Regions from separate parts of the Mus musculus genome. Here region 2 is linked to region 1. A link is a loop called in an ENCODE intact Hi-C map of the cell type or tissue named here. Cell type or tissue: left cerebral cortex. All regions are shown on one strand.

Region 1 (8,000 bases):
CTTGGAGATTTATCACATGTGCTTGCAGAGTTTCCACCAAGCTATCATGCAGTGGTGAACACACACCTAAACCATAGGAAAAGCTAAAATCAACTAACTGCCCTGCATTACCAAAGCACAGAACTGTCTTAGATATAGATAGCTCCAGAGTAAATGTAATGAAGTCTTGCTACTCCGCTAGCAGTAACATTTGTAGCATGTTCTTGTAGGTTTCTTTTTCCACAAAAGCCTTGAAAACACTAGCCAATTTGATAGAAGATCTGTACCTAGTCATGGTGTGACTATAGTTACATTTGCAAAATTTAGAAGATTGTATAAATATATTGTTTCTCAGCTCCTAGTTTTATGAGCTCTTGACCTATGGTTGGTATTCTTACCCTTAAGACTTGAGACTTAAATGTCACAGTCACTATAGAAGCAGAAAGAAGTTCCTTTATTTCTCAAGGTTATAAGCAGGTCCTCAACTGTCAGGGAGCACTGGTCCCTTATAGCAAGGCTGAACCTGAGTGGGTGGCTCTGCACAGTGAGTAGGAGATCTGGGTAGTTACATGGCCAAGAAGAAATCACTTGTCAGAGGCCATCCCATGAGAAAGCGAGCCCTTCACAATCTCCCTGACAGGCCAAATGGCCTCGTGCTAGGAGCTGGCTATCACTCCCTCCTCCCTATTCCCTTCCTGGCACCTGAGGTTGTAAAAGCTGAATTACAGTCCCCTCTTCCCTATCTCTTCCTGAACTCCCATGCCATCCAAGGACATGAGTTACGCCTGAGCCCAGCCTGACACCCAAGGCTGTCAAGGAGGATCTATATTCCAGAGATAAGATGCAGAGTGCCCGCTGCCTAGCGCCTGACTTCGGCCCCCATGTCAGCAGATGCCCACTTCTTTGTTCTTTGTAAAATTCCCCTTCGACCCCCTCCCTATTCCCTGAGATGTATGCTTTAAAATCAAGGCACCTCAGCCTAATAAACGAGACCTTGATAGGTGCCCTTCTTGGTCTCCTGCCTCTCCTTCCCTTCCTCTCATTTCCTTCCAGGTTTGCGGTCCCCCTCACACCCACGAATGACTGAATCCCTCGGGCCGGGATAATCACTCCATATAGACAAAGGCACATTTGGTTGCCTCAAATAGGAGTATCCCCTTAGTGCATAGGCCTACAAGAGTGTGTCACAACAGAAAATTCCAATATCTACTTGCTAATTATGGTACCTTTTTCCAACTTGAAGCTATTTCCTAAGCCTTGGTGGCTTCTGCATTTGAGGACTGGTGTATAGAGTTCTGGTGTATAGAGAAGGTGGGCGATACATTATTACTGACTGAATGAATACTGTTTCAACCCACAAAATTCCTATGACAACTTTTTGTTTAGCAGACACTTCAGATTCTGAAGGAATAGATGAACAAGATTCCTGGATCTCCCGACCTCCAATTCCCCTCAGGATTTTGTGACTATTACTAAAAGCTCCAATGTGGAAACTGTCTTCAAGAATATGAGCATTATAATCATAAGTCACCAGTAATTTACTGTTCTTGCTCATTCCACCAGTCTCTCCCCAGATTCTGTAGACAAGCCAATCACATTCCTTATTGCACAAAATCACTTACTATTTATTCTTAACAATCACTCAGTGCACTCATGTTATATTCTAGATGAAACAATGTAACAAAAACATAACTCAGGCAACAAAAATATTCCCACTATTTTGGGCAAGCACACAGTAATTGTCCCACTCCTCTATCACCTAAGAAAGCCTGGCATGCAGATGGCACTTTCTCACATGTCTTATATGTCTCTCAGTCTCAGTAGAATTTAAAAGCTGGGAGCTGGATTCACACATACATAAAGCACCTGTCCTCGATGGAGTGGCTCTGAATGAGAAGAGGAGTGGAAAAGAACCATTATGTTTGGTTACCACAAACTCAAGAGTGCTGAAGAACCCAGATGATTGTTAGTGAAGAGCTGTGCTTAGCTGCAAGGGAGGAGAGACATCCAAATGAGTGGTTCCCACACCGACCTTCTGGGGAATTCGACAGTTACAGTCCAATCCAAGTTCAACTGTGTTGATAGGAAACCTTAACAGAGAGCCCCTGACTGCAATAGCCCAGTAAGACCAAACTGTTCCATGACAATCCCCTGCAAGACAACTATGAAGGTGTGACCACAGACAGGAGGGGTGTGACTTTTAAACTTCTGCCTTAGGGGAAAACTGTTTATTGTTCTCTCAAACTCTGCAGGCCCCCATTGGAGCCACCTCACCCTGATGTGTCTTGCTCTTGGACTCTGTCCAGGAGGCAACAGCTTATCTCCCCCAGCAGCTTAGCTATTGGCCCAGCAGCACCTACCATGCACAGGACTAAGGCTACATCTGTGCCACAGCAGCTACACAGAAACTGCCAGAGAACTAGAGACCGAGGTCTCATTTGGAGAAGTCATTGGATGGGGCCGTCTGTCCATCAGAAAAGCAAAGGAAAGAAGAGGGCTCACAATGCTGACACTTGGAGGGAATGGACCACAGTCAGGGGGTTCATTTGGTGGCTTGCCCTCACCCTGCAGTTGTGGCCCAGAGCTACTGCTCTGGCTGGCTTCCCAGTCTGTTGACAGGTTTTCTTTCTCAGTGGCTTGAAAACATCAGAAGGACAAGAAGACTTGCTGTTGCAGTGGGAGGCTTCCCTTAAATCTGCAGATAAACTTTCATCAAGGCCAACTTCTCTAGAGAAGTTTAACGGCTTACTTCATACAGACAGCACAATCTTAAACGTACAGTATTTTAATTGTCCGGAGTTCATCCATCTTATCCTAAAATCTGGTCTCTAGCAAACGAGGGAGAGAAAAAAGGAAAACAATGACCAGTTACACCTGCAAATGAGAAGAGCCGAAGACCTCGGAGGATGTGTCAGCTGCTGCTCTTCTTTGGGTCCCTAAATACTGAGAAGTGCAGAGGAACTACAGCGGGGCTACGGAGCCCATGGCCAGAGTGCTGATGCAAAGCAAACATAATGAAGTGGCAGGGATCGCATTATGGAACGGAGAACTGTTTTTACTACAGGAAGATTTCTATCTACGAAAACAACCAATTCAGTTGTGATACAGGAGACAGGGACACAGACATTCACCGGCACTGAAAAGCTGGTCCCCTGTATTTAACAACAGTCGCACTTCATTCACTTCAGGCAGTAATTTAGATTTCAGTACAGCAGTGTTCAGTCTCTAACACCGTTGTAGGTGTTTCTTGCTACCACAAACCTTCCTTAATAAGAGCTGGGCTTAACATGTTCCCTCGGTCTCTCAAAGGGAAGAGTGCAGCGTGGGATGGGAAACTATTCTGAAAAGCATAAGCGTAGAATCGACAGCCTGTGCATCAAGCAGGACAAACACTTCTGCTCTTGACAAACTGTCCTAGTAGAAAAGAGTTCCTAGCTCTTAGGTGTGTTTTCTCCGCTCTCTGGAACTCATTATGGTCCTAAGGTGTTCGTAACACTTAGAATATAAAAAAATGGGCCACATCTTAAAGATCGCACTTGTGCATGCACAGCAGCTTGGCCCTTTTCAGCTCTCCCCCCACAAAAGGCTAATTTCAAAGCAAACACCTGAGAATTCTAAATTAAGCAAACAAGCGCTGAGTTAAGTCACTTTCAAACAGGAACAACTGCCTGGCTGAACCGTCAAAGAACACAGAAACCCCGGGCAGAGGGACCTCACCATACCTATATTTCATGCCAGTCTGCTTTGCGGTGGACTCTTTGAGAGAAATGTGATGCTGAGGGGTGAAGGTCCCCAGGCTGCGAGCGATGATAGCGACAGTGCGGAATTTGGCCCGGGCTGCGTTCACCACATTGGGGGCGTTGGAGCTCTGCTTGCTCAGAAGTCGGTCCTCACCATTTCGACTCTTCAAATTGTGCTCTGTGCAGGCTATGGAGACTTGCATTGCTTCCCAGGACAGAGCAAGGTCCTCTCAGAACCCCACAACACAGGCGGTCGGCAGAGGGTGAGCAGTTGGGGGGATTTCGGCTGTCTTTTAACCCCTCTTGCCCCCCTTCCTGGATGCCTTCAGAGGAGTCCCAGCAGCTGACTTCAGGACCCACACAGTGGCAGAAGAGGCTGAGGGGCAGGACAGAGTCCCCGGGACCCAAAGAAGTAAACAGCCAAGCTGGAAGTTGCCTCGGCAGCTGGAGCGCGAATCAGCCTCTCCAATCTTCCCAGGCTGTGATCTCGGCTGATTAAACAGCCAGATCCATGTGGTCAGGAGGCTGGTGCAGAAGCCTAGAGCTGAGCATTCATGGTGACTGCACACAGCCCTGCCTGGAGCCAGTCCGAGGTGCCTGAATGCAGAGGGCTGGTTTCTGGGCGCTGGCTCAAAGCAACGCAGGCATACCGCAAGATGCGCTGCTAGCACCCTCTGGATCACAGGCAGGAGGCTCAACTGGAGAGGAGCATCCCAAGAAGCAGCTCACAGCAAGCAGGACCCCGCGGACCCGTGGTCTCCATCCACTATGCCTGCCAACTACCTCGCTCCTGTGCTTAGGAGAATGCGGAGGTGGAGGCTTCTCAAGACCCCTCCCCACTCATCCTCGGGCAAAAGCTGGGTCTCCTGAGCCAGCACTTACTTGGTTAGCGACTGCATAGAAGAGCTGGGAGGTCCCTTTAAGGAGCGCCTTGCCTTTGTGTGCAGTGGGAAGGAAAGATCACTGTGACCACTCCTTACTGGAACAGGACTGGGAGGGCTGTTCCATCAGGGGGCTCTGCCTAGATGCCACCAAATTTTGCTGCAGCGCAGGAGTTGAAAAGGCTGAGTTGGGGAGGCTGAGTGGGGTGCTCTGAGAACAGCACACTACTGATTAACACGTGAATGCTCTTCTGACTTGCTGGAACACAGCTTGGAATTCAGATATTAGCCTTGTCAGGGTTCATATCCCCTCTGCATGTTATTTCTTATGCAGATAAGTTAGAAGTTTCCTGAAAAGCCACAGTGCAGTCTGGATGGAGTGGGGTCTGCTAACGTACTGCAAATTTATTTAAAATACCAGAGTAGAGACGTCTGGGATGCTGCAGGGAGCAATGGGTCCTCCCCGCTGGAGGATACAGGTGGGGGTAGGTGCAATGGGGGAGAAACAGGTCAGGAAAGTAACAGGATCCATATATATTGTCATGGCCACAGGGATGGGCAGCAAGAAGTTCTGTGAGCTGAGCCTGAACCCATATAAGATGCATTTCTTGTTTGGCTGGATGTTCCATTCAGAGCAACTGCTCAAGAAACCTGCTCAGACCAAACTATCAATTAGTTGATAATTCATCTCTCCATTTGAAGTATGAGAGAAATAACTCGTCCTATGAATTTGGTTAAATTATATCTTCTCCAAAAGCTTCTTTCTAAATGTGATCCCCAACAGACCCCACTGTCAAGGAGGAAGAAACAACAAACGCTATTTGTGAATCCATCTCTGTTCTTGGCAATAGAGATCAATATGGAGGGAAATTTAGGAAGCTGTGTCTCAGTTCGTAAGGAGCAGGCAATCTGGGTGGGAAGGACAAAGCACTCGGTCTTCAGAGACTGATTATGTTGAAAATCATACTCTATGTGTCCACGGGAGTGGTACCCACACTAAGCACAACAGAATGAAAAAAGAATGAATTTCAGGAGCCTGGAGAACATTTCTTCATTTCGATCCATTACAACACTTCAGTGGAGCTTCTCTTATAATCTGACTTGGCTACTGGGACACATGACAATGTCCAGAGTTTCAGGAAGCACACGAAGACTCAACAGCCCTCCCAAAGGTATGGACTCCCCTGTGGCAGGACCCATGGGTCTGATCTGATTATCAGGAGTACAGGGAAGCATGTTCACGGATGACATAGCCTGCCTGTATAAATTAATAAATAAAACAGCTGCTCTGGCCACTTCTGCCCAAGCAAATGAAGTTGCAGAAGTGAAATCCTCAAGGAGACTCTGTGCTTGTGTTGAGATCCACTCAAGATATTATTACTCTTAACAACTTTGAACCTGAAGATAAGATTTAAACCACATTGTGGCATCCAATTCTTGATCCTCTATATATTTTCACTCTTTCCCTTAGGAAAATCAGTATGTTCATTAACAGAGGATATTTAGGATGACTGAGGGTGGCAGGGTTAAGTGGGCACCTCTTCTTTTCACCCAGGCAGGAATACTGGGACGTACCTTTCTTTAATCTTTGGAATAAACAGTGGGTAGAGAGGAAGCAGATCATAGGAACCTTTATTTTTGCACACTAAGCCAGCTCATCGGAGATGATCAACGTGAATTGGGAAAGCAGTCAAAATGAGAAGAGGAAGAAGTGGGAGGAATCAAAAGAAAGAGCTTTTAGAAAAGGAAAGTGGGAAAAAAGCAGGCTGGGAACAACAGAGGGAGGTGATGCCCTTCAGACCCGAGGGGTCAGGAACCAGGGACTTTAACTTGGCCACTGGCTTTGGGGGAGGGGAGGTGGGCAGGGGTTCAGCTGAGAGTGCTGCTGGCTTTATAGGATGGACTAAGAGGCCTGGATATATTAACCAGTGTGGTGTTTAGCTTTATTAAGGGGCTAGCAGAGAAATGCCAAAAAGCACAGCATAGCCTAGATCAGGGAAAAGGTTATCTGAACAAGACATACAAAGTAGAGCATTTCTGACCCCAATAGGACCACACAGAGTGCTTGCTTGTTCTATGGCAGGTGCTCAATCTATAAATAATTGAGAGGTGATGAGGAAATAACGAAGAGGGAGAGGGGAAGGTGGGTTGGATGGGGGAGATGCCTTTTCCTGGATAAACTCCATTCTTTAAAAACAACCACCAAAGAAAATCCTGTGCATTCACTTGGAAGCTCAGCCAGTTATACTGAAAAGGAGTGAATGGTAGCCCCACAGTTTCCTCTGCTCCTCTTGAGTGTGGTCCAGTGTCCCAACCTTTGGGACATGCCTCATAGAGAATCAAAGATCTGAGGCCAGAGGATGCTCACAGTGCAGGCTTCTTTCTTGTTGACCACAGTGAGCCTTTCATCTCTGATACCACACAGGCACTCTGACAGGCAAGCAGCAGCCCCATAGTTTCCCCAGACATCCTCATACTTCCCAGAATTAAGGGACCAGTCGCTCTCAGGAGCCTGGAAGCTAAATAACAGTTGGCTGTAGAGTGCCCATTCCTAATAAGTTTGCTAGCAGGCCACATGCTAATTAAGCTGGGGAAGTTAGACTTACAATGTATGTTCCTTTACTGTCACACACTATGAGAATTTCAGGCTTAAATAGACACACAAACCTGCATATAGATAGATTTACATAGATACACACATATACATGTATAGATATAGTTATGGGCTAGATTATCTCATCCCAAACTTCATGTATAGAGGCCCTGTCTTTGCCGCCGTGTGTCAGAATGTGACTGTATTTGGAGACAGTCTTTAAGACATCATAAGTATAACGAGGCCATAAGTTTGAGCATCAACCAAATATGACACATGTCCTTATAATAAGAACCAGGGCCAGACACGTGAAGACACAGAACAGAGGACCATTTACCAGCCCAGGGCAGAGTCCTCAGAAGAGGCCAAGCTTGCTACTATGATCTCAGACTTTCAGTCCATAGAACTAAGAGAAAATATTTTTTTCTCCTGTAGCTATTCAGCTTCTAGTACATTATTGTATAAGGCTGCTTTAATACAGGCAGGAAATATAATTTATATCTATAATAATATTCATAAGAAACTATTGGAGCATACTAACATTTAAGCTTCTAAATGTCATTATTAGTCACAATGAATGTCACTAGATATACTCCACACATCCCAAGCTGTCATTAATGTTCTATAGGAGAATGGTGAGTTCCAGCCCAGCCTGAGTGACCACAGCATACCTCTGTCATAAAAACCAAAAGGTAGAAAGCAATCTATAGATCTGCTCTCTAGGAAGGGCTGCTGAAATGTACCCTGGAGAAAGACCCACATGCAATCCCTTTATTCTGCTTCATAAAGTCATGCAAAGTTCTATGT
Region 2 (8,000 bases), 110 kb before region 1:
ATGAACACACTTAGTAAATTAGAAATATCTTTAAACAAGATAGTTCGTATCTTTGGAATTCCTACAGTCAGTGGGTTTTGTTTTATTATTTTTTACTTACATGCTTTAGAACAACTTTTATATTTTAAGTTAACATGTATATGGCAAGACACAGACAAGAAGCAAGGGACAGAAATATATCCATGGTCACAAGCACTTCAGTTGGATGTGTCCTTCCAGGTCTTGTATTCCATATGTGTTGAAACAGCTCTGATTACCTAGAGTTAGCAAGAGTAGTGCTGGCTAAGAACTAGCAATCATCTAGGCTCAGCCAAGTCATGGCTTCAAAGAAGAAAAATAAACAAGGCTCAGTGAGTGAGAATACCTTTTACCTTTCAAAGGCAGCCAAAGCAAGGTTTATGCAGCAATGTGGTTTGAAAGAACCCACTGGATTACTATAATGCTTAGCACCCATCCTTAGTACTGACACTACATTTCTTTGAAGTAGTAACAGTGCACTCTCCATGGACTATTGGTTGAAGCACCATCCCTGGATAGGACTGAGTGGGAACTTTTGAATATGGTTGCATATATGAAGCATGAAGGAGGGGCTGCCTTTCCTTCTTTCCTGAGTGTTTGAGGCAATGATTTCCCTGCAGTCACATGCCAGCCAATTTATGCTCATGTGTACATTCTGCATACATTTTCAGAATTCATGTTCACAACTGGGAAAGTAACCTTTCTAATATGAAACATACTGCTTTGACACTGTATTGTAAATCTAGAACCTACTATTTCTTTTTAAACAAGGAAACACACACACACACACACACACACACACACACACACAAACCAGAAATTGCAATGCCCACGTCAAGAATAATTCATTCACACTACTAGTCTTCCCAAATAATAGAGAATGATTTTGTTGGCACTGCAAGTTCCAGTGTGGATGAAAATTCATTAAATATATAGAAGGAGAAACAAGATATGTCCTGATAAATGAACAGTGGCCTGTGTTTATTGAGCATTTACAATCACAATACACATGGGATTAAAGCATGCAAGTCCATTAGTCCAACACTGTGAACAAAGAAGTTTCCATAAATGAATTTAGGAAAGTTCCATTTGGTATCTGAATGTTATATGAAACATAATGGCAAGGAACTAATGAGAAATTGCTTTTAAAACAGCCCACAAATCACTGTCCTTGGCTATTTAGGAATATTTCCATATCTTCAGTGAGCTACTTTCAATAATGGTGGATGACTGGAATGCAATTACTACCTTCATGTATATCCTGAGCCACTGCCACGTTTTATTGAGCACTGTAGCAGGAACTCTCACTGCATTCTTTCTTGGATGTGAGAGCAGAGTAAAGCTGGTTACCAGAAACAGGCACAGACTTCAGAATAGTTGGTAGAGGGTAAGTGCAATGCTTGGGAGGCAACATGGAACTGAATGGATTAATGCCATCCATAGAAGACAATGTGCCCTTTCCATGTGCTTTGGTAGAAGACATCCTTTTATTCTCTCCTTCAGTCCCACAGGCTGTCTTCTGCATGTTCAGTTGAGTAGGAAGTCAACACATGGCTGTGGAGGCAGATGCTGCCGTTGCATATGCCATCTGAGAAGAAGGTCTCTATTCACCTCTCCTCCCCTGCAGAAGCAACCTGGTGTGATTATCGTCCAGCTGATACTGGTCCAAGGCTTTTTGTTCTTATCTTTGCTCAACTTCCTCTGCCAGTTCTGGAACCTACCTTTGAAAATAGACTGCACCCTTAGGGGCATATTTTAGTACATGGCAAAAACAACATGTCTTATTCTAGTTTCTTCAGTGACATTTAGCTTTCTTCTAGAAGATTCTTGGAGAGGTAGTAAAGCTAATAAAAATAGAGTGTTTATTTCTAGTTTGTTTCTTCCTTAGTGTAAGCCAAATTCAATCTCTTAAAAATTGTATATTTGTATAGTACTGTCTCCTTAAAACCTACCATATTCATTACTTCTGTTTGAAGTGGGCAGGGTGGGTTGATTCATGAGCATCTAACTAATGATTCCAAGGCCTATTGACTTTGCAGAATAGAGACTGAGGAGTCTAGAGTCAGTCTTTCACTTTGGCCATTTGATTTATAGGTAGGTATTTTCACCCTAAGCAATAGAGCCTCTTCAGCTGTGGAGAAGAGGGGTTAAGAATAAGAAAATGCCTCTGGCTTCAATGTCTTCCAGGTGCTGCTGTGGCAACCATTTTTAATTTGTGCAGATGAACACTTAATCACAAGTTTCTTAACCATATCTTGCTATTTATTTTGAAAACTGTCCTCAATCCTCCCTGGTAAGAAAATAAGGGCAATAGATAAGACCTTAGCACTGTTACTAGTGGCCATTACAGTCTAGTCACAGACATTCATTGAGATGGAACATGTCCTCTGCTCTACCATCGAGGGATATGCATGTTAAGAAAAACTATCTCATGGATTGAAAAATAGAATAGGCTGAAATAACAGCTAGAAAGTATTGAGCTGGGGGGGAACAAAATGCTAAAGGGTGCAGAGAAGAGACTAGGGCTGGGCTAGTAGAATGTCCCACGTCCCACAGGAGAATGAAGAGCTGGAGAAGAGGGAGCAGCCATCAAGGAAGACAGAGAGAAGATGAGACTAGCAAAGGGTGGCAGGAAATAGAGGCATTGGATGGACTTAAGGGATAAAACCTTCAGGACAACTAGAAAGTAATGTCTTATTATGTAATAATTGAACCTTGGCCTCTGGGTGACTGTTGCTGCCTTTCATGAAGTCTCCTTGGAGGTCTCTATAGAGACTTCAAAATCCCATGTGGTGTGGCTTAGTTTGGAGACCCTCATCTCTTTTCTTTCTTTCCAATTCTGATTAGGCCTAGTAGTTTCTTTTTAAGAACATATTTTAATGTAAACAGCTAAAACAAACATGAACAAAATGTGTGCTCCTTCCCCTTTACCACCCCCTTTACCTGTATCATGAGGTCCGTCTTTTTATTTATTTATGGCTTTCATGTACAGTCCGTCTTTTTATTTATTTATGGCTTTCATGTACAGGTGTTGTCTTATTCACATAGTATGCAACATCTCCTTTAACTAAGATGTCTTTAGAGGTAGAAAATATTACCACTATTTCACATGAAATGGCAGAAGCTTAGAAAGCTGAGTCACTTGACAAATGGAGTGCCTGGAGCCTTGTCTCCTGTCACATGACTGTCTGCCTCACTGGCTTCACCACTCTCACCATATCTGCGTTCCTTTTTTGTTCTTGCTGTTCTCTTTGTTGAAATAATCATTCCTTCCCTTTGCCACGGAACTTCTGCTCCTCCGTCAGAGTCCAGACTGAAATACGACCCATTAACCTTGCTCGTAGACATAATCTGCACTGCCTCTTTCTGTGCGCAGAATCTGGCTTCCATCTCTGCCGTACGGATTGTGTTTTGCTGTGAGTTACTACTGTCTGGTGATGGTGTCTGAGCAATCCAACAAGGTTTAGAACGTGGAGATGATAAAAGTGCCTTGGCTTGAAGGCTTGAGAAGGGCAACTGCTCAGTGAAGCATCAAAATCAATCTGGGAGAGGCTGGAAATCAGAGCAGAGAGCTTAGTCTTGGAATGCTTATCGATCAGTGAGGCAAAGGGTGGTTCTGATGCTCAAAGGATAAGCAATGAGTTGAATCGTGTGTTTGACATCCCTTGCAGGCTAATGGCATAAAACCTGAGTTTGGGATGGTGGCCATAGCCTGTATAAACTCCCTACAACTGGTATGGGACTCTGGGTAGCTGAATTTCAGAAGTGAGAGCAAACTGAATGTATAGTCAGCCCTGACAGGACTTCAGACAAGATATATAAATTCTCTGAAGTTTCCAAATCAACTCAGTATGGCTTGTGGCTTCTCCCAGTTCTCACAGAAGCACAGGAGAAACCTGGGCTTAGTTGGGTTCAGCAGTGAATTCTATCAAGTGCTAGAGGGAGAACTCACACATGGCTGGTGCAAACCTCCAGAATACAGAAAACAGAAGCATTCTCAGCGCCCCCCCCCCAACAACAGCGAGGTAATTATATTAGACAAGGACACCGTGAGAAAAGAAATTTGCTGCCAATGTCATTTACGAAAACAGATGTCAAGGTAAAGAGCAACGTATTAACAAATAAGGTCTAACAAAAAATGAAAAGGCTAATGTATCAGATTTCTGTCAGGAGCGTGGGGATGCTTTTATATTTGATAACAAGGGGGAACATCCTATGCCTGTATTAACTGCTGAAGCCGTTGCTCAAACATACATTTTTTAAAGTTAGCAATTTAGGAATATCTTCTCTTTTTAAAAATTGCATTTATTGAGTGTGTATGTATGTGCATGTATGTCTGCATACATATACAGAGAACAGCTCTCTGCCATATGGGACCTAGGATCAAACTCATATTATCAGATTTGGCAGCAAGGGCTTTTAACCTCCCTGGCCCCTGTCTAGGAATACAGGAACTTCCCTAATGAGATAATGACACCTCCAAATTAATATCAGTACACTGCTGAAAATGTTCCTTTAGAGAATAGGGGCAAGAAAAGGAAGCCTATGGTTGTGACTATATCCACAGATGGACTGATTGAGCCTGTATAGTAAAGCTATATAGGGAAGGTATATCAATCAGAAATGAGCCAATTAAACCATAAAATTAAATGCAGAAGTCTTTCTAAAATAAGCGACTTCCCAAATCAGTTTGGGTTGAAACACTTGTTTCACAATAGGACACAAATTATTTTATCTATCTATCTATCTATCTATCTATCTATCTATCTATCTATCTATCTATCTATTTTGATGTTTTGAGAGAAAGTCTCATTATGTGGTCTTAGCTGGCCTAGAAGTCTCTATACAGAGCAGACTGTATAGAGATGGGCTGTATTGAGCCCACAGAGATCTGTCCTGCCTGTCTTTCCAAGTGCAGCCATTAGAGGCATGCTTCTCCATGCCTGGTATATAAGAGAATACATATTATATGCAGGATTTTAAAAACTCTTCTGGGGAGATTTTTGTCAAGTTATGTAACAAATAACTATAAGTTTGCTTCTCAAATGCTGCTCTAGCCTCTGAAGACAGCAATGACAAGAACAAAAAAGAAGACATTTTCATTTTGGTTAGAGAAACCAACAATAAGCAAGAAATCAAAGCATACCCTGTACAGACATGCAGTATGATAGTTAGACATGCCATTTGATAGTACAGACATGCAGTATGATAGTTAGACATGCCATTTGATAGCATTTTGGTCAACGGTGGACCATATACACAATGTTGGTACCGTAAAGTATAGAACATCGTGACATCATAGCTAGTTTGGTTTGTATAAAAACTCTGTGATGCTCACACAATGATAAACATACTGAACAATGTATTTCTTTTTTTTCCATTTTTATTAGGTATTTAGCTCATTTACATTTCCAATGCTATACCAAAAGTCCCCCATAGCCACCCACCCCCACTCCCCGAACAATGTATTTCTAAGGAAATGTCCTGACTGTTACGTAGCACATGACTGTCATTTCAAGTGACAAAACAGAATGGGGCTGGAGAGTATTGAGAGAGAAAGATGACTTTAGAAGATGGAAAGGAGATCTTTTCTGAGGAGGAGTATATGAGTGAGCCATGTCTGAAGAATTCAGGTTATATGCCAAGACCATAGCCCTTTCTTTCGTTAAACTAATTGACCTACTTCTTTGAAAATAGTGGGCCCATCCCTCAATCATAAAGCACTTCAATAATGTGGTTTTATATCCAGTGATCATAAGAATTCTTTAAAAAATTGGAATAATTTTAATGACTTGTAAGTAATTGGGGATTTACAAACCATAAAATGATCCTTTGATGCTTGCTCTCATCTCCCATGTCCTATCATCTCATGGAGGGGTGAATGCTGTTTGGGCGACTTTGCTCTCAAGAAATTCTAGAGGAAAAAATAACTTTCCCAGTCAGTGTCTGCAGCCAGTCTGGACTCCCATCCTGTTAGAATCATCTTTAAACGTAGGTTTCCTTCCCTTGTGGACAGGACATGAAATCCCCTGCGGTAAGGTCTCCTGTCACATTTTATAGAAATATTCAGCTTAGGAAGAAGCAGTTGTGATGACAGTTACTCAGCAGTGATGAGTAAATGAAACACTTCCTTGAATTGGGGGAGACTCTTTAAGCATCTCAACTTTCCCTCCAAGAGAGCCTCCCTTTTCTGAGTTCTGCTAAGTTTTCTGAAGCCACAGAACAGAAGAATCTGAAAACACGGAAGGGAATGTACAAACTTCAGCCAAGGGACAGTTGAAGATGACGTTGGACCGAGAACCCTAGCCTATATTAGGAATTTACTGATTAGATGTTGGCAACTCTGATTTTGGCGACTCTGATCTGGATACCATGTACCTTACTGCACAGGTGAGGAAGCCAGTCCTGAGGGGCTGAGCCTCAAAAACTTGCACTCATACTCTCCTAGAGAGAATAACAGAGGTAGATTTCTATCTGGACATGCCAGAGGCTATACTATAGCCCCCCTTTGATAGCTAGCACTTGCTCTCAGAGGAGTGAGCCCCGTTTTCTGTATTTCTTAAGAAAGGGGGAAATATACTATGTTCAAGGTGAAAAAGACCCCTGGTGAGTGTCAGACACTGAAGCAGGTGTCTGATCTACACGGCTTCTGATATTTAGGTTGCTCTTCCTATAGAAAGGCTCAAGCTGGGAAAGAAGAAGAAGGCATATTCAGTCACGTCAGGGAGAGGTAGCAATGAAAAATGGAATTTCTTGGCTGCTAAGTTCAAACATTCTCCTTTGGGTCTAACCCAATCAAACGCACCATTGATCCAAAACCCTTTCATTTGGAAAACGTGTTGATCTAGGAGAGTCATGAGTACCTTACAAATTAATCTGCTCCCCTCCCTGCAGACACTATGTCTCAAAACAACAAATGCATGACTACTGAAAACCAGCCCTATTTGCTGTCAGCTGTCAGCTCAGCGTTCCTGCCTCTTCATGCCTAGGCACCTGGGATTCCTGCCACCTGTCTGGCCCTCAGACCTGAACTGGCTCAGAGAACATGGCTACATCAGCCATTGCCAGCTACCACTGATACCAGCTTGCAGGCATGGAGAACTAGGTGCCTGCATATTTTCTTTATGGAAAGAAGAGGTGATCATAACGATTACTTTTTGGGCCAGAAAAGTGTTCCGAGTTCCCCACTGGGTCATTATGATGATCTTCCTTAAATCTATTTGCAAGGTATCACCTGACTTATCACAGTTAAGGCATTCTTATACAGAGTAGTTAACTTATCCCAGAACCTTTTCTAGCCAGATTTCCAGTTTTGTAGGACATATGGTTACTGTGGAAACTGTTCAAATCTGTTATATGTTGCAAGAAATCAGCCATAGATATGTAAATTACTAGGTGTGGCTGTGTTCCAATAAAACTTTACTTACAAAATCAGATAGATGGTGGGCCATTTTTTGGATTACTGCCTGCATGCAGCTTTCCAACTCCTGGTATAGAATAATTATTTCTCACCACAAGCAACCCAGATCAAACACATCAGTATCGCCTAGGCAACTATTAGCAGTGTTAATAATTAGACCTTGGAAATGATCAGAATCAGTTGGCAGGCTTGGTGAACGCAGAATTCTAGGCCCTAAGTGAGACTTTCTGATTCAAGGCCTACGGGTCTAGGTTGGGGCTTGGGATTTTGTCTTTTTCACAGGTTCCCAGATAACTGAATACTGCAAACCAGGGCATGCTTTGAGAATCATAGCAGTGAATAACGCTCTTCCTGTACATGGGATCTGAGAAGGCGTCTTGTGGTCTGAAGAGCACAAAACAGAGGCAGGGGTGTGTGAGTGGGGAGTCCTGCTTGTTTCTCTAGTTGAATCCTGCTGACAGCAGGACAGTCAACGCAGCAAAAGGAGCCAAGGCTGTGGCCTGGTGAGAATTTCTGGAGCTGGTGTGAGCAGAAAGCTCTGCAGTGAGGAAGACTTCCAGAG

What was found. Hi-C counts contacts between places; a loop is a spot of excess contacts. Peaks named below come from ENCODE experiments on the same cell type or tissue, not always from the same donor. Only the 100,000 strongest peaks of a DNase experiment are listed, where the experiment ranks them.
Region 2: a loop joins it to region 1, with 2.0 times the contacts of the local background. A loop is called at or near these places in 3 of 42 quality-filtered maps.

Annotation. Positions count from the first base shown.
Region 1 is chr3:65,105,694-65,113,693 of GRCm38, reverse strand. It overlaps Kcnab1 (potassium voltage-gated channel, shaker-related subfamily, beta member 1), which reads right to left and starts at 4,680. Exons shown (of 14, transcript NM_010597.5): 1 at 3,702-4,680. The coding sequence starts at 3,922. In left cerebral cortex, a CTCF peak has its summit at 4,395; DNase peaks (open chromatin) are centred at 3,873, 4,376, 4,602, 5,021 and 2 more places; H3K4me3 peaks cover 3,729 bases; H3K27ac peaks cover 3,066 bases.
Region 2 is chr3:65,217,409-65,225,408 of GRCm38, reverse strand. The region is part of intron 1 of Kcnab1 (potassium voltage-gated channel, shaker-related subfamily, beta member 1); the gene reads right to left. All of the region lies in intron 3 of A330015K06Rik (RIKEN cDNA A330015K06 gene), which reads left to right. Among named protein-coding and RNA genes, the nearest start is that of Gm52605, 55 kb to the left of the region's middle. In left cerebral cortex, a CTCF peak has its summit at 4,940; DNase peaks (open chromatin) are centred at 1,612, 4,938 and 7,505.